Linked DNA regions of Mus musculus: regions 2 and 3 are each linked to region 1. Evidence: chromatin loops called from intact Hi-C (ENCODE). Cell type or tissue: heart. All regions are shown on one strand. Links, peaks and the distances in the headings refer to the core of each region. The heading gives the core; the rest is flanking DNA. Region 1 holds the start of Rn7sk (RNA, 7SK, nuclear). Region 2 holds the start of Fbxo9 (f-box protein 9). Region 3 holds the start of Elovl5 (ELOVL family member 5, elongation of long chain fatty acids (yeast)).

Evidence for each region. Hi-C counts contacts between places; a loop is a spot of excess contacts. Peaks named below come from ENCODE experiments on the same cell type or tissue, not always from the same donor. Only the 100,000 strongest peaks of a DNase experiment are listed, where the experiment ranks them.
Region 2: a loop joins it to region 1, with 7 times the contacts of the local background. A loop is called at or near these places in 25 of 42 quality-filtered maps.
Region 3: a loop joins it to region 1, with 2.4 times the contacts of the local background. A loop is called at or near these places in 3 of 42 quality-filtered maps.

Annotation. Positions count from the first base shown.
Region 1 is chr9:78,170,426-78,181,044 of GRCm38, reverse strand. It overlaps Cilk1 (ciliogenesis associated kinase 1), which reads right to left. Exons shown (of 14, transcript NM_019987.2): 14 at 8,935-10,619. It overlaps Rn7sk (RNA, 7SK, nuclear), which reads left to right and starts at 5,412; the gene lies at 5,412-5,743. It overlaps C920006O11Rik (RIKEN cDNA C920006O11 gene), which reads right to left and starts at 5,131. Exons shown (of 4, transcript NR_040401.1): 1 at 5,010-5,131; 2 at 4,303-4,474; 3 at 3,952-4,046; 4 at 2,163-3,220. In heart, for the core only: CTCF peaks have their summits at 1,731 (motif pointing right) and 4,418; DNase peaks (open chromatin) are centred at 4,404, 5,114 and 5,464; H3K4me3 peaks cover 1,423 bases; H3K27ac peaks cover 1,509 bases.
Region 2 is chr9:78,107,379-78,117,997 of GRCm38, reverse strand. It overlaps Fbxo9 (f-box protein 9), which reads left to right and starts at 9,342. Exons shown (of 13, transcript NM_023605.2): 1 at 9,342-9,707. The coding sequence starts at 9,705. It overlaps Cilk1 (ciliogenesis associated kinase 1), which reads right to left and starts at 4,760. Exons shown (of 14, transcript NM_019987.2): 1 at 4,543-4,760. In heart, for the core only: a CTCF peak has its summit at 8,150; DNase peaks (open chromatin) are centred at 1,987, 4,767, 8,917 and 9,417; H3K4me3 peaks cover 3,601 bases; H3K27ac peaks cover 3,116 bases.
Region 3 is chr9:77,912,368-77,922,986 of GRCm38, reverse strand. Elovl5 (ELOVL family member 5, elongation of long chain fatty acids (yeast)) reads right to left here and starts at 5,622. Exons shown (of 8, transcript NM_134255.3): 1 at 5,461-5,622. In heart, for the core only: no CTCF peak of the experiment used is centred there; a DNase peak (open chromatin) is centred at 5,666; H3K4me3 peaks cover 2,614 bases; H3K27ac peaks cover 2,113 bases.

The DNA.
Region 1 (10,619 bases), core at 1,003-9,002:
TGGGAGATCCTTTCGGTATTCCAGAAGCCGATACCAGCTCGACATGACATTCAAATTTTTCCACGCTTTTTGATCCCTGAATTCCCCTTAAAGAGATAGCCCCTCTGGCTATCTATCCCTTGCTTCAGGGAAGATGAGCGGGGATGAGAGCCCTGGGATGTATGCTTGTTATAGTGTGTGTGTGTTTTGTGTTTGGCACATGTGTTAGGTGCAGAGTGTGCGGCCCGCACTTTCGCCATGGTAGCATAGGCTTTTGCTGCAGTGGAGGCGGGACAATCTCCTCAGATTCGGTTTGCTGCTCTAAAAGAAATTATGCTGCGTTATGCCGTGGGGTGCGAGGCTAAGCACTGCACAGAGGATAGCTTGCTGTTGGCATCCTGTGGAAGGCACGTCTGATTGCATGAAGGTTCAGTGTCCTAGTTCCCTTCCCCTAGGAAAAACGACACGGGAGCTGGCCAAGACCTCTCTGGGTGATGAGCCTAAGGGATGGTTTTGTGTAGGGCCCCTATGCTTGCACACTGGGGATCAGACCTCTACCTTCACCCATGAGGCTTGCTTGCAGCAATTAAGATCTGGCCATAGGTTCATTAACATCCTGGCCTTTTGATGCACCTGCCGCAAGCAAAACACAATCTCCCCAGGTGTGGCTTGGCATGATTGAGAGGTAGTCAGTGATAAGACTCCCTGGGCATGTCACCAACCTAAGACAGGGATCAAACCAATGCTGTTTGTCACCCAAGGACGGGTAAGGGGCATGGCTGCGGGGGGCTATCTACAGACATTCTCTCTGCCAGAAAAGAAAAAAGGGGGAGATGTTAGGAGCAGGTGTGGCGGCAGTCCTAAAGGCGCCAGAGACTGCAGCTAAGTCGTATGACTTGCACCTGACTTCCTCATATAAGACACAAACATCTTGAGTGCTGCGCAGGTGTACCAGGATACAGGTGAATCCAATTTGATGGAGATTTGCCCCTGCTGCCCTGATTAGCTGAAGCTGCATGCCTGGTGAGGTGGCGTGGCCTGCTGTGCGTGGATGGGAACTGAGAGTATAAAAGGAGTGAGAGGCCCAGGGTTCGGGGGAGATATAAAAACAAGGGAGATATAAAAACGAGGGCGATATATAAACAAGGGAGATATAAAAACAAGAGAGATATAAAAACAAGGGAGATATAAACAAGGGAGATATAAAAACAAGGGAGATATAAACGAGGGAGAGATACAAACAGGGGAGATATAAAAACAAGGGAGATATAAACAAGGGAGATATATGGAGAAAGAAGAAACAGGACTGAATAAATGTGTGCAGAAGGATCCTGTAGCAGCGTCGTTCTTCCTGGCCAGTTGAGCGCGCGCAAGATACCACAATGCTGAAGGTGGTTTTTAAAAGCTTTTTTCAACTTTAAAATTCAGTGGGGCACAGTGGTATGTGACTTTAATCCTAGCACTCAGAAGGCAGAAACAGACAGATTTCTGTGAGCTCAAACTAACCTTGTCTACATAGTAAGACTTTGTCTCAAAAACAAAACAACCAACAATAGTAGTAGTAGTAATATAAAATAAAATTCTATGATCAGTCTTTCCAGAGATTACCAAATTACACAAAAATTTCCATAGATTTTTCTTGAAAGGAGACAGAACAATATGTAGGGTACTCCTTACCTGTTGTCAGAACTTGGGCCTGGACATTTTCTTTATTTCTTTTATTCATTTTATGTATATGGGTGTTTTGTTTCTGCACTCCAGAAGAGGGCATCAGATCCCATAGTACTATAATTATAGATATTTGTGAGCTGCCATGTGGGTGTTGAGAATTGAACTCAGGACCTCTGGAAGAGCAGCCAGTGCTCTTAATGGTTGAACCATTAAGCCCCTGGTCTGGGAAATATTCAATATAAGAAGGAAATTGTTTCTGAAACCGGCAGTCACACCCTGATGATGACTGCTCTGGTTGCTGGCGTTCCCTCCCTGTTATTAGTCTATTCTGAGATTTGTATGAGAAGCGCCTCACCCTTGTAGGTATTGCTGGGACACGTCCCCACTGGCAAACTGTGTATAGACTTTGTTCCGGTGAGTACAGTTACGAACAAAACTAACAGGAAACCTCTTTTCATTTGCCAGTGATCTAAGAATCTGATCTGAGGGCCAGAAAAAAGAAATCCCAAGGCTATGTCTTCATTACTTTTTATTAATGAAAATCTTCCAAAATAAATAAAATAGATTATAAACAGGCAAACACATCAAAAGCGAAGCATCCATAGATGGTGAAGTCCGAGAATTCTGGTCCAAACTTCTAACACAGCATTTACTTTCCCAAAGAAAAGAAAAGGAAGGCAGAATGTTTGCAAGTTTCTCTTCTAGAGACAAAACGGTCTGGAGTAGAATCATGTCTGCAAGACTCAGCTGATTCTGACCAAGACAGTTCTGTCCGTGGCCCCTTGAAACCTGTTTGGTATAAACTGGTGACCTCACACAAACTGACTGTGATCCTGAGTCGGTGCAGAATCCAAGGTAGCTGAAACTCTGGTCTTGTCCTTTTATTCCTCTCTAAGCATGGTTAATTAAGAGGGTACTTTAGAGTGAGTTCCAGGACAGCCAGGGTGATACAGAGAAACCCTGTCTTGAGAAGAAAAAAAAAAAAGGGTACTCCCGACTCTACGGCAGGGAGAGGGGGATGGGCTCGAGAGAATACAGAAATGGAATCATCCTTACTTATCTGCTGTAGGTCAGGATGAGACCATGAAATTGGGAAGAAAAAATTATTTCTTGGCTTGCATTCACTGTACTCCAGGGATGCATCTAGAAACACACCTCCTAGACTAAATTAGACCCGATGAGTCCTAGGTGTCTTGGGAGGGACAGGAGTGATCTAAGAAGTCCAAGTTACAGGTTGTCCCCACTGGTCCACCCCTCTCGTTTCCCATTTCTGTGAACATTGGGACTGATGGCAGTAACCCAGACCTGACTTTAAGTCAGGCAACATGTATATATAGGGGTTTGTAAGAATAGATTTTTTTTTTTTAAATCAAAGAGAGACAACAGGTAAGGGAGATGCCCTCTACAATGAACTCCTGCGTGCTCACAAGCAGAAGCACATGTGTACACACATGTGGGGCAGTGGGCATGGGGAATAAAGGGGTCGGAGAGAACCCAGGTCCTGTCAGAGTCCCAGTGCTCCTTAACCATTGTTTTCCAAGGAGGTCATTTGGATATCCTGTTCCTCCTGCTGTGACATTGAGAAAAGCAAAGAAACACCTGTTAAAACAACAACAACAACAACAACCAACCAACCAACCAAACCACAAATAAACCAACACAAACAGTTCCCCCAATCACAAGGTAGAAATCGGGCATATCCAAGGCATAGGACTTTCTGTGAGATAAGGGACTAGACTCAAGAGCCAAGGACAAGGTGGGGGAGGCGGGAATTATTCCCAGAGAATCCTCATTGATGGTCTCAATAATTACGTCAAGGGGTTGAAACAAGGAAAAGGCTGAGAAACCATCCTAGCCTTGGGGAAACTGAGGAAACATGACTAGATACACTGTGGGATACTGGATTGGTAAGAGGACTTTAGTAGAAACACTGAAATCATAATTAAGTCTGCTGCCCATTTACTTGCACACCAGTAACACTTTTCTTCTCAGTTTATCATGGTTATGTAAGGCGTTAGCACCCGGGAGGACTGAGGGCTCTGAGGTTCAACTTTACAACATTTTTATAAATCTCAAGTTATTCATAGTGTAAAGTCTACAGACCTTGTTTAGAGCAGCACCGAGACACATTAGTAAAAACTCCGCATGAGACAGACTGCTTTGAGGATAAAGCCTTGCAGATTTTTTGGTGGGTGTGATAACCTTTACCCGTTGGAAATAAATACCAAATCGTGGCACTCCCATATGAAACTATGTTAGGAGGAAAGACTCCCACAAACCAAGAGGAGGCAGGAGACATACCAAGCACACCCTAAAGCTGCACACATCCGGGTAAGGGCTGCACACAGAGTTATGCAATGTTTTGTTTGCTTGTATCTGAAAATCTCCACAGGAAGCTGAAGAATAGAACAAAAGCAAAACTTGCACTCGCAGGCCAGGAAACAAGGCTTCCAACCGTGCAACGCAGGTACAGAAAATTCACCTAGAGGGTGTATAATCAATAAAACTGACAAAATTTACATTACTTCCCTTTGTCCTTATTACCTGTTATCCCTCGTAGAAACCAAGGGTAACTTAAAAGGGGTAATGAATCCCGTTAATTACATCTTAGTTCAAAGAAAAGTCCCTAACAGGAAGGATCTTATGGCTGACCCGGACCAGTAGTGATGCGAAGAGAAGGCGTATTGTCTGGCTAATTTGTGAAAATACGGTGGGCTGGGTACAGCTCCAGCGGCAGCTAATGCCCGTCTCACGAACTCCATGCGACCTCTACTGTTAGGACAGTGGAGCTTGTGCCTCGACGTCACGATGGCTTTCGGCCTTTCTGGAAAACAAACGAACCAAACTAAACCAAAAACCAAACAACAAACCGAACAAACAAAAAACCCGAACGCAGTACAGAGCGGTAAAGCAAAGTCCTATCTTCATCCCAATTTTCTGGACATAACTGAATGTTCAGGATTTGGGAGGAGTGTTTTATTATTGTTGTTGCGTTTTCCCTCGCGCATTAAAAAGATGCCACCATTTTAACACGTGAAAGAAAGGACAGAACCCTTAGCCTTGGTTTTCAGTGTGTCACTTTCACATTCCGATTCAGGGAAGCTGGGGGGCATTCGTTGTAAAGGTATTAGCCTAGCAGTGCACATTATAAAGTTCTTGGACTTTGAGAAACTCAGGATTTTCCAAATTTAGCTACAAAGGGCACGGGAAGCCAACGGAGGGCCGGGTGCATCACACTGTTCTAGGAATTAGCTTTTTACTCGCTTCGGTGTGTCACTTCGGCCACAGAGGGAGACAGACGATTACGGCCCACGGAAGGCCGCGTGAGTCTCGTGAAGCTGGAGATGCGCTGGGTCTACCTTTCGCCGTCCGCTCCGCCTTGGCAGAGGCGCCGACACGCACCGAAGGCAGAGAACCCATCTCGTATGGGACCGCACCGGACACGGGCGCCTGGGCCAGGAGCAGAGCCGGGCCGTAGAATAGACATGGCCGTCGGGGGCGGGGCTTCGGAAGGTTTAACCAATCCAAACTGTTGTATTTTGCATAGCCCCAAAGCATTTTGGTTAACAGTAAAAACATCCTAAATTTAAGTATTTTAATTTAAACTTAGAACGAAGCGAGTATAAAAAGGATTATTTAACCCTAAAACGGATTCAGGATTTGTTATAATATCAAGTACAGTCGGCTACATAAGGTCACCACATGTGTAAAGTTACAAAATTCTATGGCCTTATATACCTACCAAGAGCCTGCTTACTCTCGGATGTGAGGGCGATCTGGCTGCGACATCTGTCACCCCATTGATCGCCAGGGTTGATTCGGCTGATCTGGCTGGCTAGGCGGGTGTCCCCTTCCTCCCTCACCGCTCCATGTGCGTCCCTCCCGAAGCTGCGCGCTCGGTCGAAGAGGACGACCTTCCCCGAATAGAGGAGGACCGGTCTTCGGTCAAGGGTATACGAGTAGCTGCGCTCCCCTGCTAGAACCTCCAAACAAGCTCTCAAGGTCCATTGTAGGAGAACGTAGGGTAGTCAAGCTTCCAAGACTCCAGACACATCCAAATGAGGCGCTGCATGTGGCAGTCTGCCTTTCTTTTGTAGTTCCTGCAATTTAATTTTCGTTTAAAACTTTATTTTATTCTTTAACTTAAAAAAAATATATATTTTTATTTTTTTAATTGGGTATTTATTTCATTTACATTTCCAATGCTATCCTATCCCAAAAGTCCCCCACACGCTTTCCCACCCACTCCCACTTCTTGGCCCTGTCATTCCCCTGTACTGAGGCATATAAAGTTTGCACGACCAAAGGGCCTCTCTTTCCACTGATGGCCGACTATGCAGCTAGAGACAGGAAAAAAATTTTTTTTTAATTAAAAATTTTTTAAATCTTTAAAAATTCTGTTATGTTAATAGATGTAAATAGAGATGTAAATATGTTTAAAAGGTGTGTGTGTGAGAGAGAGAGAGAGAATATGAGTTCAGGTGAAGGTTCCAAGCAGTCGTAACAAAGATTCTGTCTGGGAACAGTTCTACCCCACCTCTCTCTTTCTTCCTTCCTTCCTTCCTTCCTTCCTTCCTTCCTTCCTTCCTTCTTCCTTCCTCTCTCTCTCTCTCTCTCTCTCTCTTGTTTTAAACATTTATTTAGTTACTTGTTTGTTTGTTTCAGGTTTCCTCTGTGTGGCCCTAGCTGTTCAGGGACTTTCTCTGTAGACCAGGGTAGCATTGAATTTAGAGATCTGCCTGCCTCCCAAACTCTGGAAATAAGAGCATGAGCCTATTTACCAGTCCCTGCTTAAATTTATTTATTTAAAAAAATGTTATTAGGACAAATGCTATTACACTCGAAAAGGCAAACACCCAGGACAGGTAGGCTGTAACTTTAAGCTGCTGAAGGAGGAAAATGGAGAAGGTAATGAGCAAAGTCATCCCATTTAGTCTAGCACGGATAAGTGGCTTCATGGTGGGAGAGGGAACTTTAGAGAAAGAGTAAGAAGACCCAAAATGCTGGGGAAGCCCAAGCATTATGGAAGCATGCTTAGATTAGAAAAGAGAGAAGAAATCACACTTTTCTGTATAATTTAGAAAAGCAGGCAGATTGGTGACCCTGTAGACTGACATTCTGAAAATGAAAAGACAATGTCTCATTGTAAGGCTAATTGTTCTGCCTCATTAGCATGAATTACAGTAAACTCCCTAGAGTGGTTCTTTCACTGAGTGATTGACTTGGCCCAACTAGCTCATCAGGTTCTATTCTCTTGACCAGAAGGAATTTTATCTTAATACACGTTTATTACTACACACTAATATCCATCCCCCTCAAAAGGTAACCCTAACTAAAAATCAGGGATTAGCACCCTCATTAACACTTCTGGCAAGGACAAGGCTGTCAAGAGGCCCCGATATCATTTTTAGTTTTTAGTTTTTATTGCATTTTAACATTTTTATTTATATATGCACCACATGTGTATCTGATGCCGGAGGAGCTGAGAAGAGTGTGTTGGATCTCCTGAAACTGGGAGTTCCTGATGGTTGTGAACCACCAAAGGGTTGCCAAGAACACAGAACTCTGGTCCTCTCTAAGTGTAACAAGTGCTCTAAACCACTCAGCTGTCTCCCCAGTCTTTCATTTCTGGCTCTTAGCCAAGAAAAAAAAATGGTTATTTTTCTTGGGGTCTTATTACCCTAAGCTGCCTAGTTAGTTTCTACCTCTTGTTCTTGTCAGGGGCGACCTTAAATGCCATCAGGAATTGGGGTGATGAGTGACCTTGTTTCTCCCAAGTGATTGGGAACACTGGGTGTGACAGTGGGGTACCCCTAAAGTACATCAGTGTTTTTTGCTTGTATAATTCTGAAGTATAGGGAAGAATGGGTGTCAGGAAAAAGACATGGGGGAGAAGTAAGTAAGAGTGTGTTGTCTGCATTATGAGTTCTAGAAAAGGCATCAGGAGAAGTCAGAACAGAGGATGTTTTTAAAATGTCCAAGTCAAAATCCACTGGAACTCAGGATGTTTTTTGGCCCTGGGTTGGCTCTTGGAATGACCAGAATCAAGGTGAGGTCCCTTCCAGATAGCTTCTGGGGAGGGAGAGAGGAGGGGAGGGAGGGAGGGAGAGAAGGAAGTTACCCATCACTTAATTTCTACGTTAAACAATCAATCTGTCTATCTCTTGGCTGCAGGTAGGGGCTGCAAGTAGTGAACTGAGCTCAAGTCATAACATCCATATCTGGGTAGCATTTTTTTTCTTAGCAAGAAAAACGTCCTTAGTGAGAAATAATTGTATAAATAACATCTCATATAGGCTTAAGCCTGAGGTCTGGGGAGTGCCATCCCTTGGACTATTAAAGAAACATTGTTTTAGTCTTTGCTTATACTTTTGTTGTGTAGTAATTTCCTCTGAGATAGAACCTTACATTTTCCATCTCCTTAAGACAGGATGTTAAAGGGAAAACATTCTATCCTATAAAGAAACCCATTAATTCAGGAAGTAAACAACTCAAAGGTTTTAGGAAGTCCCTGAAACCAACCAGATACACTAAGCCCCTCCCTCTCCAAACATATGAGCAGTAAAGCCTGTTGAGAGACATTCTCAGACAAGTTGAGCTGCCTAAAAGACAGTCTCTAACTTGTTGAGTTAATAGAACTTAAACTGGGAGATCCAATTCCTATAATATTTACTCAATGAGTTAGAGTACTCAGAACATGAATTTCCTGGAATATACTGCCAGTACTCTGTAAACTATGAGTTTCTTTAAAGACAATCTGTAGGTGAATGTGACTTGGAAAAAAAAGCGAATTAAGCACATTGAAAACAGGAACAATAAGTAGTTAAAATAGTTTAAAAGAAAGCTACTTAAAAAAATATATCTCTGGTCATGTATTTTGCTTAATTCTGGAAAAAAATAATTTACTTGTTATGTTGCCCTAAGCATATATTTCCAATTCTACTGTCATGAATGCAGACAAAATATGTCACTAAGGAGGCATTATAGTAACAAAGGAATTAATTCTTTTTTTTTTTTTCCTGAGACAGGGTTTCTCTGTGTAGCCCTGGAACTCATTCTGTAGACCAGGCTGGCCTTGAACTCAGAAATTCGCCTGCCTCTGCCTCCCAAGTGCTGGGATTAAAGGTGTGCGCCGCCACGCCCCGGCAACAAAGGAATTAATTAATAAAAGAAGACTAGCCAGAGAGTCACGGACAGTCGTCCTTACAGTAACAGCAGTTTCTTCTCAGTCCTAAAGGTACCATCTACTGAAACGGTACAAAAGACAAAAAATTCTAGTCAATGTTTCTTGAATTTAACTTTATTTGGAGCAGAAGTTTCCATCTATAGTATTAACATCCTCAAAGATCTCAGGATAAATCATTCAAAAAGTAACATTGTATTTCAGGAGGGTCCCTCTTTACCCCCTGTGCTTTGCCTTCTAATGGTGCGAAGGTTGCTTTGGAATCGAGTCAGTGGAACAGAACTGCATTCTGTACTGAGATGTGGGAGCTGGGAAGGCTTTGTCCAGCTGGTGTTCAAGTCACATATCAGTGTTTAAGGAAAAACCAACACCCCTTAGGATGATACGAGCCCCTGTTTTGTCTTGATAATTTACATGAGCAGACCATACAAATAAATTATACAAACATACAGTACATTAGTTTGGAAATTGTAAAGACAATTGTAAACAATACCTACCCAGTTTATTGAACAAACATCTGCTTAGAACAACATAAAGCAATAAGTATGTCAAATATTTCCTTAGAAACTTATCGCTTCTGGTCATACAGTGACCTGTGTCACCTGCCCCACCATTCCCACCCCCCAATGGCACAAGACAATGGCTTGATGTTATGGAAATGTGACTTCACAGGAAAAGATGGTGCCCATTAGCTCCAACGGTATTTATCCTTGGAACTGAAAGGGAAAGGAGCCTTCACTTGACACATTTTGCCTTCCTGTACTCAGGTCTTAAGAATTCAGGAACGTGGCAGTATGGCTGTTTTAGTTGTATGTTTTCCTTAGACAAGAACTGTGATACATTGTTTCGGGATCAGCTTTCTACACTCCTTAATTAACAGGACTTACCTTAAAGGAAACAATTCTAATAGCAGCAGCTTTTATGCAAACATAGTTTCCCTTGTCTCTGTGAGGCAAACTCTGGGCATCTCAGCATATCCATGCCAACAAACCAGGCCCAGAATGAGCCACTCTGACTTGCCAGAAAGCTGTTTTGATATTGCTTTTAATAATAAATCTCCTTTATTTTGATGCAATATAATTTAAACTTTCTCTCTATGGGTGTTTTGTCTGCATTCATATCTGTGCACTGTATGCCCTCAGAAGAGGGCAGAGTCCTTGGAACTGGAACTATAAATGGTTGTGAGCTGTCTCTTTGGTGCTGGGAATCGAACCTGGGCCTTCTGGAGGAGCAGCTGGTGCTCTTAACCTCTGGACCACTCTCTAGCCCTCCAAAGCTTTGCAATTGAAAATGAGGTACAGTCATGACTAGGTGCCATCTAACCCCTCACTCCTGTCAGCATTTTGCTTTTCACTTCATAATTCTATAGTAGGTAAAATATATGCGATAGGCAAATTCGACTATCTCTGTTTACAAAGGGCTATTTCTGTCTATAGCACATAGCTTGCATACAATTTCCCCTTTACCCATTTGGATGAGAGAAACGTACGTCTGCGGTTCTTGCTAGTTCTTTAGAATTTGGTTTTCCAGTAAGCTGGTTTGCTCAGCTGCACAGCTGCCGCTCTCATGTAAACTTTCATGGCTAACTTCAGAAGGGAAGCTGTTTGCTAGTCAAGGAAGGGAAGCCAAGTTAGGGTCCACAGAACATGAAGGAAAACAATTTCATGGCGTCAAACAACTGGGTAGCTGGGATCTTGTCAATTTTAAAAAAGAACATAATGACCTTAGTTAACACTGGCTAGATTACAGAGACTCCATGGGGGTTCGAGATTTATTTCTGTATCTT
Region 2 (10,619 bases), core at 1,514-9,513, 64 kb after region 1:
TTTTGATAAGGAAGCTAGAGCTGCAGCCCAAGGGTAAGCACTAGCAGAAGTTAGGGCACAGTCACACTGTTATCTCAGAATAACATGACTAGTCCAACAGTGCACATACCACTGTGCAATCTTGGGCAATCACACCTCCTATAAACACTGAAGTCCAGGGTCAGAGTCTGACACTCTAGTGACAGGCCCTTTTCCTGGATGCCATGCCCAGGCTAGGTGTGGTATCTTACACGGGGAATACCAACACTCAAGAGGCTGTGGCAATGCTACCTTGAGTTTGAGAGCAGCCTGAACTACCGAGATCCTGACTTTTAAAAAGAATGCCAGAGCCAGGTGTGGTGGTGCACGAATTTAATCTCAGTACTCGGCAGGCAGAGGCAGGTACATCTCTATGAATTTGAGGCTAGACTGGCTCATAGCAAGTTTCAGGGCTACACAATGAGACCCTACCTCAAAAATTAACTAACTAATTACATTTAATTGTAAGAAATGCTATGGCCTTCAAAGAATGCTAATGAAGAATGGACAGTCAAGCGAGATCCTGCTCCTTTCTGCACATCAACTTACACAGAAAAGCCACTGTCCTCCTTAGCTCTCACTGCCAACTTGGCACAGCTCAGAGTCCCCTAGAAGGGAGTTTCAACTGAAGGGTTACCTGGATTGGTCTGTACTGTGGATGTAGGTAGGCCCAGCCCACTGTGGGTGGCACCATATCCTGAGCAGGTGATTTGTAAGAAAGCTAACTAAGGGCTGGAGAGATGGCTCAGTGGTTAAGAGCACTGACTGCTCTTCCAGAGGTCCTGAGTTCAAATCCCAGCAACCACATGGTGGCTCACAACCATCTGTAATGAGATCTGATGCCCTCTTCTGGAGGGTCTGAAGACAGTTACAATGTACTTACCTATAATAGATAGATAGATAGATAGATAGATAGATAGGTAGGTAGATAGAAAGCTAACTAAGCATAAGCCATTAGCAAGCAGCATTCCTGCATGGCTTTTGCTTAAGGTTCCTGCCTGACTCCTCTCCATGATGGAAAGTCAACTGCCCTAAGTTGCTTTTGGTCACTGTGTTCTATCTCAGCAACAGAGATGAAACTACAATGGTCACTATACCCAGAATTCTATCCAGAAACCAACAGCAGGTAAGTAGCCGTGCATAGATGCACGCAGTCAAAGCCAGGAGTGATGGTTCACACTTTCAATCCCAACACTTGGGAGGCTGAGGCAGGAAGATCACCATAAATCTATAGCTAGCCTGGGCTTCAGGGCAAGCCTCTCTGTCTTGGTTAGGGTTTCATTGCTGTGAAGAGATACCATGACCACAGCAACTCTTAGAAAGGAAACATTTAACTGGGGCTTGCTTACAGTTCAGAGGTTTAGACTATTATCATCATGGTGGGAAGCATGGTGGCACGCAGGAAGACATGGTGCTGGAGAGGTAACTCAGAGTTCTACAGCAGAAAGAGTAATATTGGCCTGGCTTGTGCTTCTGAAACCTCAGAGCCTGTTCCTAGTTGACACACTTCCTCCATCAAGGCCACAATCCTCCAATAAGACCACACCTCCTAATAGTGTCACTCCCTATGAGCCCAAGGGGTTCATTTTCATTCAAACTACCAGTCTCAAAAACCAAAACAAATAAATATAAATAGATAAAAACATACAGTCATGTATCTTTCATAAGCATATGACTACATTGGGTAGATCTATCTTTAACTTGACAAGGTTCCACAAAATGAAGTAGGAGAGGTTGCTGATTTTTTTTTTTTTTTTTTTTTTTTAAAGGCAGAAATGTTCCTGGCAAGGTCTGAAGGAAAAATAGTAACAGATCCTAGTAGCAGAGCAGCAGCCAGGAATACTGTGAGCTCCAGCACTGACGCTAAGGGCAAGAATCACTGTCTGGTGAGCCCGGTCCTCCTCTAGGCTCAAGTATAAGTTCTCTACTACAAACCTACCAACTGTGTGCCTCTTGCTTAGGACTCTGCCAGTAGCTGCAGAGGGAGAAGCACGCCATGGTCGGCCATTACTGAGTAGGCCCCGTGGACCATCTTTACGCAACTACTGGCCTGTTAGAATCTGACACAGCCATGTGACTAAAGAGTAACGCCAAGCCCAACCACAATTCTGCCTGACTCTGAAACCAGAAAGATGGATTGCCATCCATAAAATACGGTTCCTGGCCTCAAGAGACTTAAGATAACGTAAGCCAATGAGAGAACAGTGTAAGGGCAGGCTGGTGAACAAATATTTCAAGACTTTTAGGGACAAGGAGAGAAATGAGTAGCGACAACGACAGAAAGACTCACGGGACTTGGGAATTGATAACGTATCGGCTGTGCAAGCATAAAGACCCGAGTTAAATCCCCGGCACCCACATGCAAGCCAAGGCAAGACACAGCCTCACTTCTAACCTAACGGAGCCAGTGAGACATGGCTCCCAAATGTAAGACAGTGACCAAGGAAGAAAACCAGTGTCGACCTCTGGCCGCACACATGCAAGCGCATACACCTGCATACCCACATGAATGTGTTTACAAACACACAAGAGGATTTCCTCCCCCAGAGATGGGTACTGTTAGCACAGGGGAGTATGGAGGATAAAGCGAGGCTCTAAAGAGAGTAAGATGATCTCCGTTTGGGGGAAGGAGTCGCCCCCACAGTAGGACACTGAGTGCAGAGAATTTAGAAGGCTGAGGTTCATTATGAATGGACTTGAAAACTCAGGTGGATTAGTGAAGAACTGACACAATGGATAAACTAAAGGTCGCATGGCCAGGAGATATAACAAAAAGTGACCATGTGAAAGACTTAGCCGGGAAGCAGAGGAAGAGGACAGAGAGGGCAAACACTCGAGAGGGCTCACTAACAGGCCTGGGGGGCCGGCGACAAGGTGGCTCCACAATGTTTCAGGCTGCAGGAAGGGAAGGGCAAGATCTAGATTAGATGCAGAAGGAAGAGACTATATGAAACACACTTCAAAGGTCTTGGTGACTCACTGATGGAGGGAAAATGGCTGAAGAGAATTCAAATGCTTGAAAATTGAAACAACCCCCTGATTTGTCAGGAACCTTAGAAAGCTGTGAGGGAAAAACCAGAACAGAACAGGGAGTCTGTGAGAAGGGCTCTGAGAGAGTGAGTGGACACTCAGTCAGTGAGGCTCCACTTTCCTGACTCCTTATCCTGTCAGCAATTGCGCATGGCACAGAGGGAGGACATTTCGGTAGGAGAAAAGATTCTTTGTGACTAGTATATGTGCTCAGTTCCTTTGGCAAGGACGCCTACTCAGGCAGGCTTCTTGGACCCCACAGCACGCGCCTCCATTATGGGAAACTGGTTGGTCTCATTAAGAATTGAAGCTGCCCTCTTCCCACTCAGTTACCAGTGTGACTGAAAAAAGGGACAAGGCAAAGTGGAAAGGAAAGAGCAGAAAAGTGTGTGTGTGTGTGTGTGTGTGTGTGTGTGTGTGTGTGTGTGGACACTGGAAGGCTGCACCCCAGAGGCAGGGGGTCCATGGGATGTCATCCTAAGTTAAACACTCCCAGCACTGTCCTTGGTTCTACTCTGACTTACAGTGTTCTCCAAGTCCAGGCTCGTAGAGGGCCTTAAAGAATCTACCAAATTGTTCAGAAACTATTTCAGATGTGCGTATTTATGCATACATTAGCTACTGTAACAGTTACGCACAGAGTCAAGGCACAGGTCTTGCAAATAATTTATATGTCAACTACACTGATTTAAAGCTCTTTAAGAATTTCATATGCAGCTCCATTCATTATTGAGACACACCTGGAAGCCCCGACTCACCAGGAAATGGGTGAAATGAAAACTGTTAACTATCAAACTCCTCTCAATACAAAGAGTGCTGGGCTCAAAATTATAAAACAAACAAACAAACAGTCTTGCTAGCTCAGATATCAGTCAGGTGGGCAAAATCCAGGGTGGAATCTCCCTCAGACTTAGTAAAAGCCATTCCTTAGTAATAAATGGAAATGAATACATTCCTCTGCAGAAAGATGCATTAATTTTACCTCCTGTACAAGCCATGCATGCTAGTATCAAACTTTTAAAAGGTTAACAATAAAAAATAAACGTTGTTCTCTGAAAAAAAAAAAATCTTTCAACATCCTCCTCCAAACATCTGGTTTGAGTGGAAAGAAAGAAGCCGGAGTAAAAGATAATCTTGAGTAAAATGGTTGCGAGCAAGTGTGCTGCTCAGACCCGGGTGGGACGGACAAGGGCCTAGTTAGGCAAATGATAATCCCAAGTCCTCAGCACCCATCCACCCACAAACCCACCCGCAAGAGGTTTCAAGTCGGCCAGGGTGCTCCGCTCCTTCAGACTGAAAGATAAACACACCCATCAAAAGCCCCGGGCTCGGGAGTTTTCTCGGCAAAGGAGACCCGCAAGACCGTGGCGGGTCCACTGAGAAGCCACAGCCCCTCATTCCCGGCCATGAGTTCGCTCGGGTCAGCCGGTACCGCCCAGCACCCAGCGACAGGTCGCAGTGCAGCCCTCCAGCCCTAGCCCCAGCCCCACTTACTGGCGGCGATCGCGGCCCGGCGGCGCGTGCACCCGAGAGGGCCCGGCAGGCAAGGGCAGTGGGATCCGAGCGGGCGAACCCGGCAAGTCCACACCCGTCAGCGCGTGGCATCCAGCAGGAACCCGCCGCTCCGCGGCCTCCGGCAGCAAAACAAACAAAAGGCAGAGTGGCTTCTAGTGGGGACGACCAGCCGCTTTCCCTGGAAAAGCTGCCCTGCAGCTCCCCTCGCTGGCCCCGCGCGGCCCTGCACCACCGCCATCTCCCGGATGCTCGGCAGAGGGCAGCGTTGAGCTTCTGGGCTGCGGCGAACCCACCCGGGGGAGCCGCAGACTTGCCACTGACAGGCTGATTGACCCCAAAATACTCAAATAAGGGAAGCCCCCGCTTAAAAAAAAAAGTTTCCTGCCTGAATGTAAATCAATGCGACTAAACTGCACAGTCACAATGTTTTAAAACAACACATTTTGGCGTCTGTATTTAACCACAGTAGAAAAAATGATTTCAGCATTATTGCAACGTAAGTTTGAAAGACTGAATGGATAGCTTCCGAAGTGAGAAACCAAGGAGATGCAACACTCCTTTCTATGCAGTGGTAGGAAATCTAACACTGTTTGCAGAGGTTCTCAACCTGTGGTTAACCCTTTTGGGGATTCAAAGGTGGCCTAAGACCATCAGAAGACACAGATATTTACATTATGATTCATAACAGTAGCAAAATTACAGTTATGAAGTAGCAACAAAAATAATTTTAAAGTTGGTGATTACCACAACATGAGGAACTGTATTAGGAAGGCAGAGAACCACTAGAACAAACTCACAACATAAATTATATTGTAAAGCCTGAGTGGTGGTGTACACCTTTAATCACAGCACTTAGGAGGCAGATGCAGTGAATCTATGTGAGTTCTGGGACAGCCTGGTCTACATAGTGAATTCAAGGACAGCTAGGACTATGTAATGAGACCAAGTCTCAAACCTCTCTAAAATAAGTCATACCTACATACATATATACTATTGTGGGACCCACCTTAAATCATCTTAAAGGATAGCTTTGAAGCATTTTGAAAAAAAAAAAAAACAAATTACCACCCGGCTCTGGACTCTATCGTTCCACAGGGTGGTAACCCAAAAGGCTAGTAAAAACAAATTGCTAGGCCCCACACCAGAAGTTCTTGGGGCAGATGCTGCTGGTCTGGAGACCCACATCTTTCTAAATAACACTATTTTGACCAATAAATCAGTAACTCTTTTGAATTTAACTCTTTTTGAATTTAACTCTTCCCAGCCATGCTTGATGGAGTTACACATCCGCAGCCCCTGCGTGTGACAGTGGAAGCAGAAGCGCCAACATGAGCTACAGGAGAGCTGGTCTAACAAATAAGACCGAGTGCCCCCCCACACACACTTGTCATGTCGTTTTCCTTTCATTATTTGCCTCTGAATCCTGAGGACTGCAGGCAGTTTTTCTCAGCCCCTGAATCTAGCAAAGCTCAGATCACTCCTTTTGCTCCACTGTTGAAGAAACCTACGAGACAGTCAAGTTCCCCAGGGCTTCTGTTAACCTTACCTGTCTCCTTGTTTACCTATGTGATAGCTAGCCCATAGGACAAATGGAAATCACAAGTCCTCCTTAGTGAACACAAGACAAGGAGCCTAATAAGTCATATAGTGCTCATAAAGGGGAGCTTTAAAAGTAACTAAAATGATTACATTTTCAAACTTAACAGTTCAAGCCAGTCTGCCTTGCAAAGAGAGGAACTGCCTTTGTCTACCTTTGGCAGAGGTCCACTGGGTTACTAAGCAGTTTATATTAGAAGTCCTGGCCCTTGGGAAATTATGACCCAGTAAATACATGTTGAGATAATAAAAACCAGTGATGACGGCTATTGGTTATGACTGAGTACAAATAAGCGGTAGTGAACTGTAGCTGTGTTTTAATAAAACAGGCTTGTTGCTGTGAAGCAAACAGGGTTTCAATTAGGTAGGTACTGAATTTATCTTCACAAATATTTATCTTGTTAAATTTTACTACTTCATCAACTCGTTTGGATAAGAGAAAACGTGTTAATTGGCCAGCCCGCCTTAAACATTCAATCCTCACTCTTCATCTGAAAACTGACGTTTAGGGCTCATTGTTGTTTTATGTGCACTGTTGGTTTAGTATGTCTGTGTGAGGTCATCAGACCCCCTGGAAGTGGAGTCACAGACCATGTGGGTGCTGGGAATTGAACCCAGGTCCTCTGGAAGAGCAGTCAGTGCTCTTAACCACTGAGCCATCTCTCCAAGCCCCAATCTGGGGAATTCAAATCACGTCTGTTATTAGTCTTTTTTAAATTTTTTCCATTTAAAACCTAATTTTAAAGGGATCATTGGGAGAAGTGTTTTTCTTGAAAGACCTGAAATCTAGAGTCTCCTTTAAAAAACAAAGAAAACTACTGACATATTGGCATCCGTCGAATACCTACATCATAGGTAGTTAGTAGTGTACAAATGAAACCATCCATAGAGAAGGGCTGTTCTGAAATATAGGATTTGGGCAACATGTGCCTAAGGATGCAAGAGGCATATAAGCTATAGGGAGAATCAGCTGCTTTCTGATTGGCTCCGAGACCTGCTCCAACCTTGTCAAAAGTCCATGGCCCTATGGAGGAAAGAGGAGGTTACAGGCCCCACGTAGGGAGCCCTTGACTGTTGTTTTGCTAAATGCACATGTTGTTAAACTGCTTTCTGTCTTTTTATATGCAGAGATTAATGCTGTTTCCAACCTTCCTCGTGTGCTAGTTGGCCAGCCCACCTTAAACATTCAACCCTTTCAATGAAATTGACTAGTTCTAACACTGTGGAAACTTCATGTGAAAGCTGATGTTTAGCTGATGTTGTTTTGTGAGAGACGGTCTGGCTGGGTCTGGCTGTCAAGAGCACTTGCTGCTCTTGCAAGGGGCTCCAGTTTAGGTTTCCAGAATCCATGTGAAATGGCTCACAATCACCTCTAAGTCCAGTTGCAGGTGACCTGATACCTTCTGGCCTGTTTAGGAACCTTCACACTCATGGTGGCACATAAACTTACACAAGCGTACACACACAGAAGTAACAGTAAGCAAGTCTTTTAAAGAAAGGAATTAAAAGGCAGTTAAGAAATCTCGGGGAAGTCCCCGAAGAGCCACCATACGATTCCGAGGAAATAGAAGCCTCCTTCCAGGGTTCTTAGTCTCATTAATAAAATAATTTAAATTTGGACACAGACAGCACCTCAAGAACTAGGAAAACTAGGACTGGCGAGTTGTAAAACGGGAAACAGCCAGGAGGATGAGACTGAAGCAGAGAAACAGGCGTGGAACACGACCGGAAGGGGAACTTCGGAGGACAAGGAAGCTCAAAGCTTTAGTTAAGGAATGTAAAAGCATTCTTGGTCTCTAGCTAGAAAAAGTTTACCTGGTTCTGCCTGAATCTCATGGTGGCTTCTAGGGAATGACACCCTAGATTCTGGAAGAAAAATGACATTGTCTTAAATTGATTTCACCTTCCTAGGGGTAATCCCATGGGCCAAGTCCCTGACCTATATCCCACTAGATTAGTCTATAAGGGAGGAGCCAAGGACAGTCTCCACCTAGAGGTGGATTCCATTATTTACAAAATCTGCCGAGAATAGGTGACAGTGCTCAGCCCTAAATGGGACATATCTATATCCACTCCCCAGCCCCCAGCTCCGGGAACATTAAAGAAGATGGGGTGGAGAGAATGTAAGAGCCCGGGGACAGGAAAGAGTGTTCCGAGATGCTGTCTTTTGGATATGTCACGACAGGTGTATTCATCAGCCTACTGAAATTATGATAATTTCTACAAAATCAGGCCCAAAAGATAAGGCAATATTCCAGCATTAACTGGACTCAGTGGAATACAAACTAACTAAATAGACAACATACACAGGATTTGCAATTTCTTACTGTAATCAAGTTGCACCCCTCCCCTTTTACCTCCATGTCTTTGCCGAAGACGTACTTCATTTCTGAGCTCCAGAATAAAGTAGCACAATAAAATTTTAAGTTCTGTGAAGTCGGGTGAATGTAGCGTCCTGGCTGTTAGGTTCTAACACTTACAGAAACTCAATAAATGTTGTCTAAATGTCTGTCAGAGGCCAGGAAGCCCGTAAGTTTTGCTAGCATATGCCTGTAGGTGAAAAAGTTCTAAAATGTGCAATCCAAGTGCCTTCTATTGACGTGGAATCGGATGTTTGGACTGTAAGAAGTGGCACCGGGTTGGGGGTGGGTGGGTGTAAGTTCCGGCTCAACGTGGAACATTTGACTACAAATCCCAGCGTCCCTTGTAGTGTCCACTCCTTCAGGAGTCGGGTTTCAGGCCTTGAAAAGGGCCGTCCTTCCCCCGTTGTATTGTGGGATCTGTAGTTCGACGTGACTTGCGTTGGCTGTTACCACTCTCCGGCTGCACACATGAGCGTACGTTTTCTTCGGTTCAGAGTCTGTGGGGTTCAATGATTGTTGAGTTTTCGCTCTCTTTTCTCATTCTGACAGGGCACCCAGTGTCCAGGGCGCCTAAAGTACTGTCCCCTAATGTCCAATTAGGATCGACTCAGGGGGCTCTACTCCAAATTCAGGTTCAAACATTTTGAGCTAACGTCTGCTCCTTCCTGCCTGGGTGTTCTCAGCATCAAACAGGCGGGCTGAGTGAGGCGGGCCAGCTTAGCTCCACCGACGGCTGCACACAGTAGGCCCATCACCCTAGCTCGCGACGGGTGGCTGGTAGCCAAGCAGGCGGCGGCGACGGCGACGACGGCATTGCGCATGCGCGGCGCGGCGGCGCAGTTTCCGCAGCAGAGCAGGCAGCTCCGCCGCTGCGTCCAGACGTCTCCTGCTGGGCCGACGCTCAGCTCTTCGCTCGGTGCTCGGCCTCCGCTGGCGACCGGCGACCCCTCCGCAGCTCGAGTCCCCGGCCGCCGCAGCGCGCCTGCCTCCGGCCCCCTGTCCCGCGAAAATGGCTGCCGTACGCCGGGCCCGCAGTTATTGCCGCTGCCTGGTGCGCTTCTCCGACCGAGAACTCTGCTAAGCCGCGCTGCAGCAGACGGGCAGGAGTAGACACCGGGCAGCCGCCACCCCTCCGGGAGCCGGGCGCGGGAAGCCCCTCGACTGGGCCGGCCGCCGGCCAGCATGGTAACCGAGGAGGGAGGGCAGCAAGGGCCGGGTGGTGAGGGCAGGGTTTGACGGATAGCCGAGGAAAGGCCCGCTTCGGTCACTCCAGACTGTCCGAGCTGGGAGTCGGGTCTCAGGTGACCTGTCCTGGCTTCTGCACAAGGGAGGTGGCCCTGGCAAGCGGTGACACTTGTTGATCGCTTCTGTTCTGGCAGCCCGGCCCATAGATGATTTCGGGAGCTCCACGTTTGGGACGCACGCCCTCGAGGTGTCAGTGGCCCTGGTAGGATATTCGCAGGCAGTGCTGGCAAACTGGACTTGGAGGGATTCTTGCCAAGTTTCTTGATAGCGAGGGCCTAAGCCGCTTCTCTGCTGTGCGGACGGAGAGACTGCGCCAAGCTCCATGTGTGACAGCTCCGGTCTCACGGGACTGTTGCATGGAGTATGTAGGCTCTGCAGTGACTTAAGAAACTAGTTTCCGGCTAGGGCTGGATGATTTAAGAATGAAAGATACCAGACTGACTGGGAGAACACTCAAGTGGCTTTTTTTTTTTTTTTAACATGAATTGGCTGCAACGGTTTATTTTATGAAACTAGTCTGGTGCACAGAAAACACACTAATTGATTCTTCTTCTAAACTTTCAAAAGTAGTCCTCAAACCACGATTAAGCCCTTAACCTTCTTTATGTTCAGTTAATCTCATCTGCGAAGAAACTAACCCACTAAACTATACCATGATGCTTGAGTAATTTTCAACTATGAAAATACTGATGATTAACTAAGCTCCTGCTTATTTCAAGTGGGATTAAAATCGACTAAATGTAGTAAAATTCCAGTTCCTACTGTCAAAATCAAGGTTAACAATGGATTCTGTTCTGAGATAGGCATTCTGTATTCAACTAGTTATTTTTGAGCCTCCGACTAGCCTGGCAT
Region 3 (10,619 bases), core at 1,438-9,437, 260 kb after region 1:
TTCTTTAAGGGAGGAGAATTCATAACAATCACTTTGTCACAGCATTTACTGGGTCAAGACAAAGGGGGAACAGAACTCCTGGCCTTGGAAACACAAAACACATCCCTGAGAGGCCAACTCCCCAGGTCTGGTTCCAATAAAGCCCATTCAAGACGGCTTCCTAGAAGTAGCAAGAAGTAACTGTTAACCAGGAGAAGAAAAGAGCAGGGGGGAGATCAGCCAGCAGAAAGCATCCCGAGCATGAGGGGACATTTCTAGCCTCATATAGGAACTAAGAACGCACTTAAAAGTCACAAGTGTTTTTCAAGAAAATGGTTATTCGAGTTAGAAAAAGCAAGCCAGAATCAACACTGAAAAATCGTAAACCTCAAACAATGTAAGATGTGAAGCCAAAAGCACTAAAGTCTCTCTGGCAATAAGGAGTCCTGGGGTACCCCTTACTACCTGACTACAATTACAACTGAATGTCATACACAACAGGTGGGGAGAGAAGGGACAGGAAGGGTAGGAATCTAGTCTCTGTGTAGTTGTGTACCTGTGGGCTTGGGGAAGCCAGAGGGCATCCTCATGCCATTATACCTCAGGCGCTGTCCTTTGGGGTTGGGGACACAACAGGGTGTCTCATCGGTCTGTAACTTTCTGAGGTGTCAAGTCTGGATGGTCAGGGACCTCCAGGAATCTGCCTACCAATGTCTCCTAGTGCTGTGACTACAAATGGATGCCATCGCTCCCAGCTCCCACCCAGACCCCACCCTCAGCTTTGGGTTCTGAGTACCTAACAAGTCCTCAGGCTTGCCAAGCCAAGTCACCTCTCTATGCTGCAATTTAAACGTCTAAAAACGCACCAAGTCGGACTGTTTTAAGCCCGGGGTCACAGAGTTTGGTACAGTAACATTTATGGGTTGAAATCAGGGCATGGGAGGGAGGCCCTATCACAGAAACTTACATTGGGTCAGATGTGTTACCTTAACAAGTTGCTTCCCTAGGCTGAAACATCTCCTAGATCCAAGCTCCGAAAGTCAGAAGAGCAGCAGTTTGCTTCCACTGCTTCAATCCCCCCACCAGTTGTCCTGCTGAGACCTAAGAGATCTCAACTTTCATTCTCAATCCACTGCCAAACAGAAACAAAGGGTTTATTCTTGGCAAAACTGAAACTAAGAAATGTTAACCTTTCATCTTTAATGGGGGAGGAAGGGGTAGAGAGAGAGACAAACAGACAGACAGACACCAGGGCTCAAAACTAATTTCTCATGTTGATAGCAGGTGAAGATAAGGGACAACGCAGCCAGTTTTACCCACCAATGCCCATGCCTTTCCAAACGTCAACACTAGCTAGTACACGTGTGCTTTACTCGAACCGCGAATCCCGAGCCTGTGCTTTTTCAGTCTGTCACATGCATTTATTGTGGGAGGTAAGCCAGACTGTTACCGCTCCATAATCTCAGGCTCTCTCCACAATCCGAGCCTCCATCCTAGCCAAGCCATCCTATATGCCGACAAGACTCCTATTTCCCTATTTCCTAAGCACAGCACCCAGTGTACTCCGGGGCGGGGGGGGGGGGGGGGGGTGGGGGGGGAGCTCTACTTGTAGTATTCTGTTACGAGACATCTCAGGAAAGAAGACAGGATTTGGCACCAGCACCGTCTAGGCTGCATGAGTTGTGACCTTGGGCAAGTATCTAAACTGAGCATCTTCTTATAAAGTAAGAATCCTCTGGTATCAATTAATAGAGTCTGAGTGAGGTCCGATCTCAGGAAGTGATCTAGTACTCGGACACCACCACCTTAATAACTTAGCCGTTATTACAGCACAACCAGGCTAAAGTCGGACTTCTGCTGTCTCTACCAGCTTCAGTCACCTGCACTTCCTTCTTGTTCAGTGATTCCATACTTGTTCACACTCCAAACTTCCCCTTATTTTCAACAACCTGGTGTTAATGCAAGCCCTCCCTAACAGCCAGTATAGCAGCCAGTTAGGTGAGGTTGAGAGTCAACCCACCGGTGGGATGAATACCAGGTTATCGGATCCTTCTGCCTGGCCGTGCTTAAAGGGGCCGAGGCTTAAAGCAAAGCACCTCAGGGGGAATCCAGACAGTTCCTAGGAGTCATCTTGTAAAATGAGCCTAAGGATCTATAACCAGCATGTCAGAGGACTGCAGTGCACTGGAGCAAAGGTCTTGCTTTCAAGGCCATTACAAAGGTGCGATGGTAAGCTTATTTAAACTGGGCTTTGCTTCGTGAATCAAAAGCACCCTGACCAATTCAGTCTTATTAGGCACTGCACTATCTGACGGACAGTTGTGCCATGTGTCCCAGAAACCTACCTCTGGCTCTCTTTTGGTGTAAAGTATAAAATAAGTATGCACAAAAGGGCTCCCAGTGTAAGCCAAACCAAGAAGCCTTTTGGAATCACAAACTGCTTCACTCATCTTTGGATCCAAACACCCCAGCCATGGACATATTTAACACATACCCACTAAGTCAGAAAGTTAATAAAAATGAATTGTGGATTGGGGACATACCTCAGTTGGTACACTGCTTGCCAGACCTGGGTCCCATGCCCAGCACAGCCCAGACCAAATGTTAACCTATACCTTATTATCCCTGTGCTTAAGAGATAGAAGTAGGAGGATCAGAAGTTGAGGGCTGACCTTTCAGAAACCCCTAAGATGAGGTCGGCCTAGACTACAATGAGACCCTGTCTTAAAACAAATGAATCAAGAATAGGATAAATACAGGAACATACTTCAGGCAGACTGAGAAGCAGCAAATTGTTAATCCTATGGTTTAGTGTGTGTGTATTCTACTTTTGCCTGCCAACTTACAATACCATAGACCACTTCCTCTCAGTTACCTGTCTTTTCCTGCATGCATTCCCATTCAGAGGCCATTCACATGGCTGCTTTCCCCCATGCCTCGTTTCTGTTTTTCCTGCCTCAGAGAGTTGAACCCAGAAGTTCACACGTGCTGAGTTTGGTTTAAGATGGTTCAGCACATGGTTAGAGTATTTTAAGTTAGCAAATAGCACAATTACATAAATGACATGTAGCTGACTAGACAAACAATCCAACAACAGACAGATGTAGTGAGAAGCTGGAATCCTGGAGATAAGGCTGTGTGTTTTTCAGAAAGTCAACATCTCTGGGCCTTAGCTCCAGGTTTGTTTGTTTGTTTGTTTGTTTGGGTGATTTGAGACAAGGTTTCTCTGTGCAGCCCTAGCCCTGGAACTAGCTCTGTAGATCATGCTGGCCTTGAACTCATAGAGATCTGCCTGCCTCTGCCTCCTGAGTGCTGGGACTAAAGGCAGGTGCTACTATCACCTGGCTGCTAGTTCCAGGTTTTTTAACAAAAAGATGGGTAATGGGACTCCCTAGAGGACCCTGGTTTGTGGAAAGAAACACTTAGCAAATCTGTTCTTAGCATCAGTTCATGACGCAGGATTGAAGGAGCTCAGTGGCAGTGTTTACTCAGCACGTGTGAACTTCTGGGTTCAGCTCTCTGCAGCAGGAAAAACAGAAACAAGGCATGGGGAAAGCAGCCATGTGAATGGCCTCTGAATGGGAACGCATGCAGGAAAAGACAGGCAACTGAGAGGAAGTGGTCTATGATATTGTGAATTGGCAGGCAAAAGTAGAATACACACACACACACCTCACACACACACACCCCTGGGAAGGTTAGTGTGTGTCAGAGTTTTTTTGTTAGGCAACAAATATGCTCTACTCTGCCATAGTTCCTGGAAGACAAGGCAATTTTGCCTCGATTTGTATGTAGACTTCAAGTTGGAAATCTAGCACAAAGGTGAGTACTTCCCCTCTAACAGCAGCACAAGCAGTAATTAGCGGAACTGCTGGGGGAAAGAATTCTGTGAACAACAGGCATCCAAAGGCTAAGGCTCTGGCCAAGAGAAACACTGTTAATCCCAGGGAAGGAAAAGGAAACATTTATCAAACCACTATTTAGCAGACCCCCTGTTGGGTTCTTCCATTTACAGTCTCTTGAAACCACCTAATAAATAAATCAGTTACATGGGACCCGGCTGGCTGACAAGGAAACCGAGTCAAGTAAGAACTACTTACTAGTTACCTATTTTGAAAAACCCAACACCCATGTTTCCTATTCATGGTTAAGTTTACCCTCCATTCTGTGAAAGTATATAACATTCCTCCTTTCTGTCTTCAGTTCCAAACTGAAAGACAAAAAGAGAATAGAAAAGGAGATGGCCTATGGTGGATGTTCCTGGCACTGACGTTATCAGGAGAAAAATCTCAAAGGAAAGTAGCCCCCCCCCCTTTTTTTTTTTCAAGGTCAGAGCTTTCGCAGAGAAACCCGGCAGTACTGGGACTGACTAGATAAACGATGCACCTGTGCCCAGCCATAGATAAAATCTACGGTGTGCATTCGCATTCATCTAATGCAAAGCTGACTGTATCTGTAGATTTTTGACCCAAATGCTGTGGCCTGAGACTTTGCAAAAGCACAAAGACTTGCAAGTACAAACCAACAGGTTATAACTGCCAAGCGGTTAGAGGAACGAATTACAAAACCAACAGACAACACTGGCCCTCCTGTACAACTGTACAAAACACTTCCTGCCACCAGCCCTGACATTAAAAAAACAGAAAGACAGTCGAGGCTTGGGAGGAGGGCTGCTCGCTCCCCCACAATTTCTTATCAGACTTCTCCCCGGGTATCCTCCAGCTAGGGAGTCATGCGTTGCATTCTTTCAATCGCCCCCTCCCCTTACGAAAATTCATCCAATGCATCCTTCAAATTTGCAATCAAGGCGCCTGGAGATAAGCATAATGTAATCTAGAGCAGGGACGCCAAGTTCAAAGGTGCCGAAGGCTTCAAGATCGTCTAAAAAGAACTCTCTCTGGACCTTACTATCTCCACCTCAAGGATAGGGGAAGGGGAAGGCTTGCTGGCAAGCAAACAATAAAGGACACTTTCCCTAAAACTCTGAGCAGCGCACTTTATGGATTCGCAGACTCCAGGCCGTTACCCGCAGCTATGCGTCCGCGTCTCCACCCTCCCGGGGCAGGCTGGGCTGCAGATACCCGCTGGAGTGGTCGCGGGAAAGCGGGCGTCCCTGGCAGCAGCAAAGGAGAGGAAAGCAGGGAAAGGCCAGCGCGCGGCCCCAAAGCCCGGTACTGCACGGACCCACGCGGACTCCTCCTCGGCAGCCCTTACGGTCGCTCAGAGAAAGCTCGGAGGAAGATCCAAGCGCGCCGCCATCCTTCCCTGCGATCTCCGCGCCTGTCAGTGCGCCAAAGTGGCTGCCACCCACGAACAGGTGCGAAAGCATCCATCCCGGCGGAGCTCCGCTCGGCCCGCGCCCCGCGCTCGCCGGGCCACGGTGCCTGCCGCCCCCCGCCCAACCCGGACCTCACGGCGCCAGCAGCCTGGCCGCACCCCAGTGCCTTGGCACCCGCCAAGTTCCTGAAGCAGGCGGCTCACCTCTCTGCCTGAGCGGCTACGGGGAGCACCGGACGGCAGCAGGACCGCGCGAGCAGGAGGATGTGCAAGCGGGCGCGGGAACAGAAGCAAGCTGCAGCCGCGATGCAAGAGGAAGGCGCCCGGCAGCTTCAACCCCGGCGTGGGCTGACCGTGACGTCACAATGGCGCGGCCAGCCAATCCGAGCCCGGAGGCAGGATCAAGCGCTATGATGTCATGCGGCCTTGGAACCAATCCTGGGGCGATAGAACTTTCGTGATTGTAAATTCCAGAATCAGATGCGGTGAGCAGAGGAAGCCAGGGTTGGTCTCCTGTGGTTCACGTGTCTCGGGGCAGTTTTCTTGCTTCTTCCTAATAAGCCTGCGTGGGACGCAGAGTCTGCGCAATAGCCACAGTGAAGTTCTGGATGCCCTGAACTCTTTCCAACAGCCGGGGGGCAGGGGCAGGCTTGGCGGTGGTTTTTTTGTTTTTGTTTTTGTTTTGGCAGGTGCCCACCCACCTAACGGGTTTCGCCACCATTGTGAAGGGGACCCTTTTCATGGTTTTAGCAAGGGTTCTAAAACCTAGGTGGAGCTGCTGTTGCGCAAATTGAAGCAACAGAAATCACTCAGAACTTTGCAACCGTAATTCTAGGATAGGTTGATCACACACTATTGGGAGTTTTGATATTTCTACTCTACGAAATTATCAGTCTTGTAATGAAATACTGTAATGTCTTTCAGCTGGGCAAATTCAAAGACTTAAAAGGGACGCAGGTACAAACATAAGAGCCTTTCTAGTTTTCGCTGCTGTTTGATAAATCAAGGCCTACAACTCTTACTTCAAACGTTAGAAATGTAACCTTTTGTTGTGCCCCCTTTGCTTTACACCCACTGACACAACACAGCCAAGCAGTCATTCAGTGTAGAAACATTTTTTTTAAATTATAGTAAAATGTTTATTGTATATTCAGCAATGTTCCAGGACCCAGACCACTGTCATAGGAATACGAATATACAAACTATAAACATTAGATAATTTAAACATTCACAAATTGCTGTAGCAATAACAATTAGTTGCCATTCATTTCTATAAACACTGAGTAAGGACCGCCTTCCCCGCAACAGTGCTGAGTGCTAACCATAAGTGCATGTCTGTCTGTCTATACAGGAAGTGTCGTTCAAGTGGCATGTGAGTGGTCATCTGTGCAACCTGGCCTCCTAGCATTCACCGTGTTCATTGTAATTGTCTCGTAGCTTTCACATACCAGGGACCGCTAAGATCTGTAGGCAAGTAATGCACTAAATCTAGCTTGTTTCTCCCCTCAATGGCATTTACAAGGCTCGAGGCATCATCTGCGACAGTTCTTTGTAATCTGGAGTATGACAAGAAGTCCTAACCATTTTTTTTTTTTTTTTGAATGGGTGAAGCATGAACTCAGCGGTGCCATGTTTGATCCCTGTTTCAGCTCCACTTGCCATCCGTGTTCCTCCTGTTCAGGATTCTTAACTCTTCTCTAGGCTATTTACTAGCAAGGCATACTCTTCTCTTCCTAGGGTTCCCAGTGTGTAATTTACATATGCAATCAGAGGCAGGCGGGACCTTCCCTGACACAGCAGCTAAATTTACTCCACTCCACAAGGTGTGAAATGACCAGCCTCATAGCTACCCCCATTTTAGTATCTTTGAATTCAAGTGTAAATCTGCAAGAAACGCACAGAACTTGTATAACCTCCCATCTTAGCTATTTTTTTCCCAAATAAAAAATCCCTATTCAGTGCCAGGCTTACTAAGTGATGGAATGGAAGAGAAGTGCTTTGGGTACCATGAGAACTGGATTCTTGGCCTCAGGAACTATAAGAACCATGAGAAGCTATCCCTGCCATTTTACCTAGCATATGTGATTTGAGATAGTTCTTTAGTAGTGTTCATGTGGTAATATAAAAAAATGTGTTTTTTCTATTAAATAATAATTTTATTCTCTATTTACTTTTAAATTATGGCAGCACCCCCCACCCCAGACACTTTGCTCTTCGTTTTTATCAGTGAGCCTACATCTCCTCTAATACACTTCCAAGTATGTAAGGACTGCTTCAGTATTACTTTTGAGGAAGGAATTATTTAATATCCTGGGCAATTTGTTTTATTGCAATAGCAGCTGCAGTTGAATTAAAAATGCAATTAACAGCTTCATTATAATACCGAATTCTAATGACTGAAGCTGCTACTGTTCGATTTGCATGGCATAATGAAACCTGTCTCTAAAGTGAAAAATCTATGTTAATCTCTGAACATCTCCAAGTTGAGTAGAATCTAGGATGACTGTGGTTTTATACTAAGAATGACACTGTACCATCTGTTGAGGTCTCTTGCTCCCCTTTCTTCTTTTCTTCTTCCTCTTTTTCTTCTTTTTCTCCTGTTTTTTCCAGTCAATGCAGTACTACCTATCAACTTCCCGTCTCAACAGAGTATTAAAGCCCAAATCCTAACAAAAGCCTTTGGACTTTAATTATTTAGCATGTTGCTATTTTTCTAATCTTCTAAAAGTATCCACCTCCTGTGGTGCAACAGAGGAAGCCTTGACTGAGTGCATGGTTGACAAAGGCCAATGCCTTAGACCCAAGGGAATTGGCAGCACCTTCACCTGGGTGAGGCTCAGAGACGTAGCAAAGCCTCCCTCTGGTCCAAGTGGGAGTATAGAAGAATGACTGGCCAGTATGCCAAGGCAACTTTAGCTTCCTTCCCTTGGAGCCTGAGACTGCTCCCCTATGGAGATCTGCTAAGACTAGCTAGCAGTTTCTTGAGGCTCCAGATTGTCCAGTCGTAGGTGCCATCCCATCAAAGTGACTTGTTCCACTTTTTGTAAGCATGTCTGTCCCGTTGTCATTCCCTCATCGCCCCAGTCAGGTTTCCACAACCAAGCCTTGCTGGACATTGTGGTCTTTTTAAAACAATAGCCTAATTGGATACAGTGAGCACTAGACCAGCTCAGAACCCTGGCTCTTACTGGTTCTCTAAGTCTGCAAGGATTTAACCTAGCAATGGCTTAAGGCTTGCAACTTTGTTTCATTATGATCTTTGCATAAACACCACCTCCTCAGGAAGCAAATGACATTTTTCTGTCACTCCATACCACCTTCCCCTTTGCCTCCTGTTTTCTGTATCCTCTTTACTATTTTTCTCCTTAGCACTCATTACTATTTAACATACCACATTTGCTTTTTAACAGTTATTACCTGATCCTCTAATAAGCTTACTGTTTAGGACTGTATCCCAGGACTCAGAGCAATACAATTAGGGTGAAGGCAAGACTGAGAAATGGCTCAGCCCTTAAGAGCATTTGTTGTTCTTACAGAACACTTGAACTCACATCAGGCAGCTCACAAACACCTGCAATTCCATTCCCAAGGGATCTGACACTCTCTGGCCTCCTCACATACATGCACAGACGTGACACACATAAACTCATGCGAGCACACACACAAGTATAAATCTCTTTTTAAAAAACTCAAGTTTGCATTAATTTGAATATCAAACACTTTCCCATTAGATAGAAATTATTATATTTATTACAACAATTAGTCAAATTTTGGGGGCCAGAGATATGGCTCAGCAGTTACAGGCACCCAGTTGGAAGCTCACAACTATCTGTAAGACCAGTTTCAGGAGACTGAATATTTTCTTCTGACCTCTGCAGACACCAGGCATGCACATGACGTGTGTGTGTGTGTGTGTGTGTGTGTGTGTGTGTGTGTGCGTGCATGCACACGTGTGCGAGTGCAAAACACTCATATACATTTTAAAAATAAAGTTAAAAACTGGTACCAGTTTCTCTTTTAATACTGATAAATTTCTAAGACCTTTCCCAGTAAAGCTTGATTGAAATCATTCTTATTATTTTATTGTACATATATATATATATATATATATATATATATACATATACATACATAAATGCTTTGCTCATGGGCATGTCTGTGTACCACATGTGTGCCTAGTGCCCCAAGAGATAAGAAGAGGGCACTTGATATCCTGTGCATAGTTGGGAGCCACTTGTGAGTTCTGGGAATTGAACCTCAGTCCTTGGTAAGAACAAGCGCTCTTAAACTCTCAGCCATCTCTCCAATCCCCTGGCTTTATTCTGTCAACAGCACAATGATTAAATATATATATAAAGCCATAGAATACTCAAGTGGTATATCTATGGCTGCAAAGCCAGTTGGTAAAATTAAAGTCTTGACCTGGCTTCAGGAAGTTCTTAACTGCTTCAAATGCTTGGAGTCTATACTTTACTTGGTTGAATTTCATGCTTTATAAATCATATCTCAATAAAGTTGTTATCTAAGTGGAAATAAAGGTTTTCAACCAAGTCAGATTATCATTGAGTCTTTTCTTTTGCTGGTTATCAAGATAAAATTTAAAACTAATTTATTTGATTCAATAATCTATTCAAGAGCTAAAGGTTAGATAAAAAGCTGTTGATAAGCTTACTGTTAGCCAAACATTAGCTGTGTAAACTGGTAGAGTGTAGTGATACGGCTTCTGAAGTTAGGGAATGAACCCTGGCTAAGGATACTTTCAAAGTAAGATATATTCTGTTAGAGCTGGCCATATGTACTCAATAGTCTTTGCCCCAGTTCTATAATTTATAAAAACAAGTTCTCTAACAATTAGCCTTAAAAGATGTAGTCACTCTAGGTCATTTGGTATTTTGGTTACAAGTCTATTGTGAAAAGCCTTGCTTTTGTGCGCCTGACCCAGGAGACATACTCTTTCATGCCAAAAGATGGTAGTACAATTTCTCACAGTTTCAAGTGCACTTTTCACCACGTAAGATTCAAGTGAAAATTTACAAGTTTTTGAGTCAGCTTAATTATATAAAATAAGTTCTTTTTACTTTATACTCACAAGTGTTTTACCTGTATAGTACACATATGCATCATGTGAGTACCTGGTGCCCAGGGAGTACAGAAGAAAGCATCAGATCTCCCTGGAACTGGAGTGAGGGATGGTTTTGAGCCACCATGGGGTTGTAGGGGACCAACCCCAGGTTCTCTCCAACGGCAACACATGCTATTAAACAGTGAACCATCTCTTCAGCACCGGCTTAATCAGTTTTTGAAGACTATTGCTTGCCATTCGATTGCATGGTATCTTTCCTTCCAAACGCACACATCCCCTT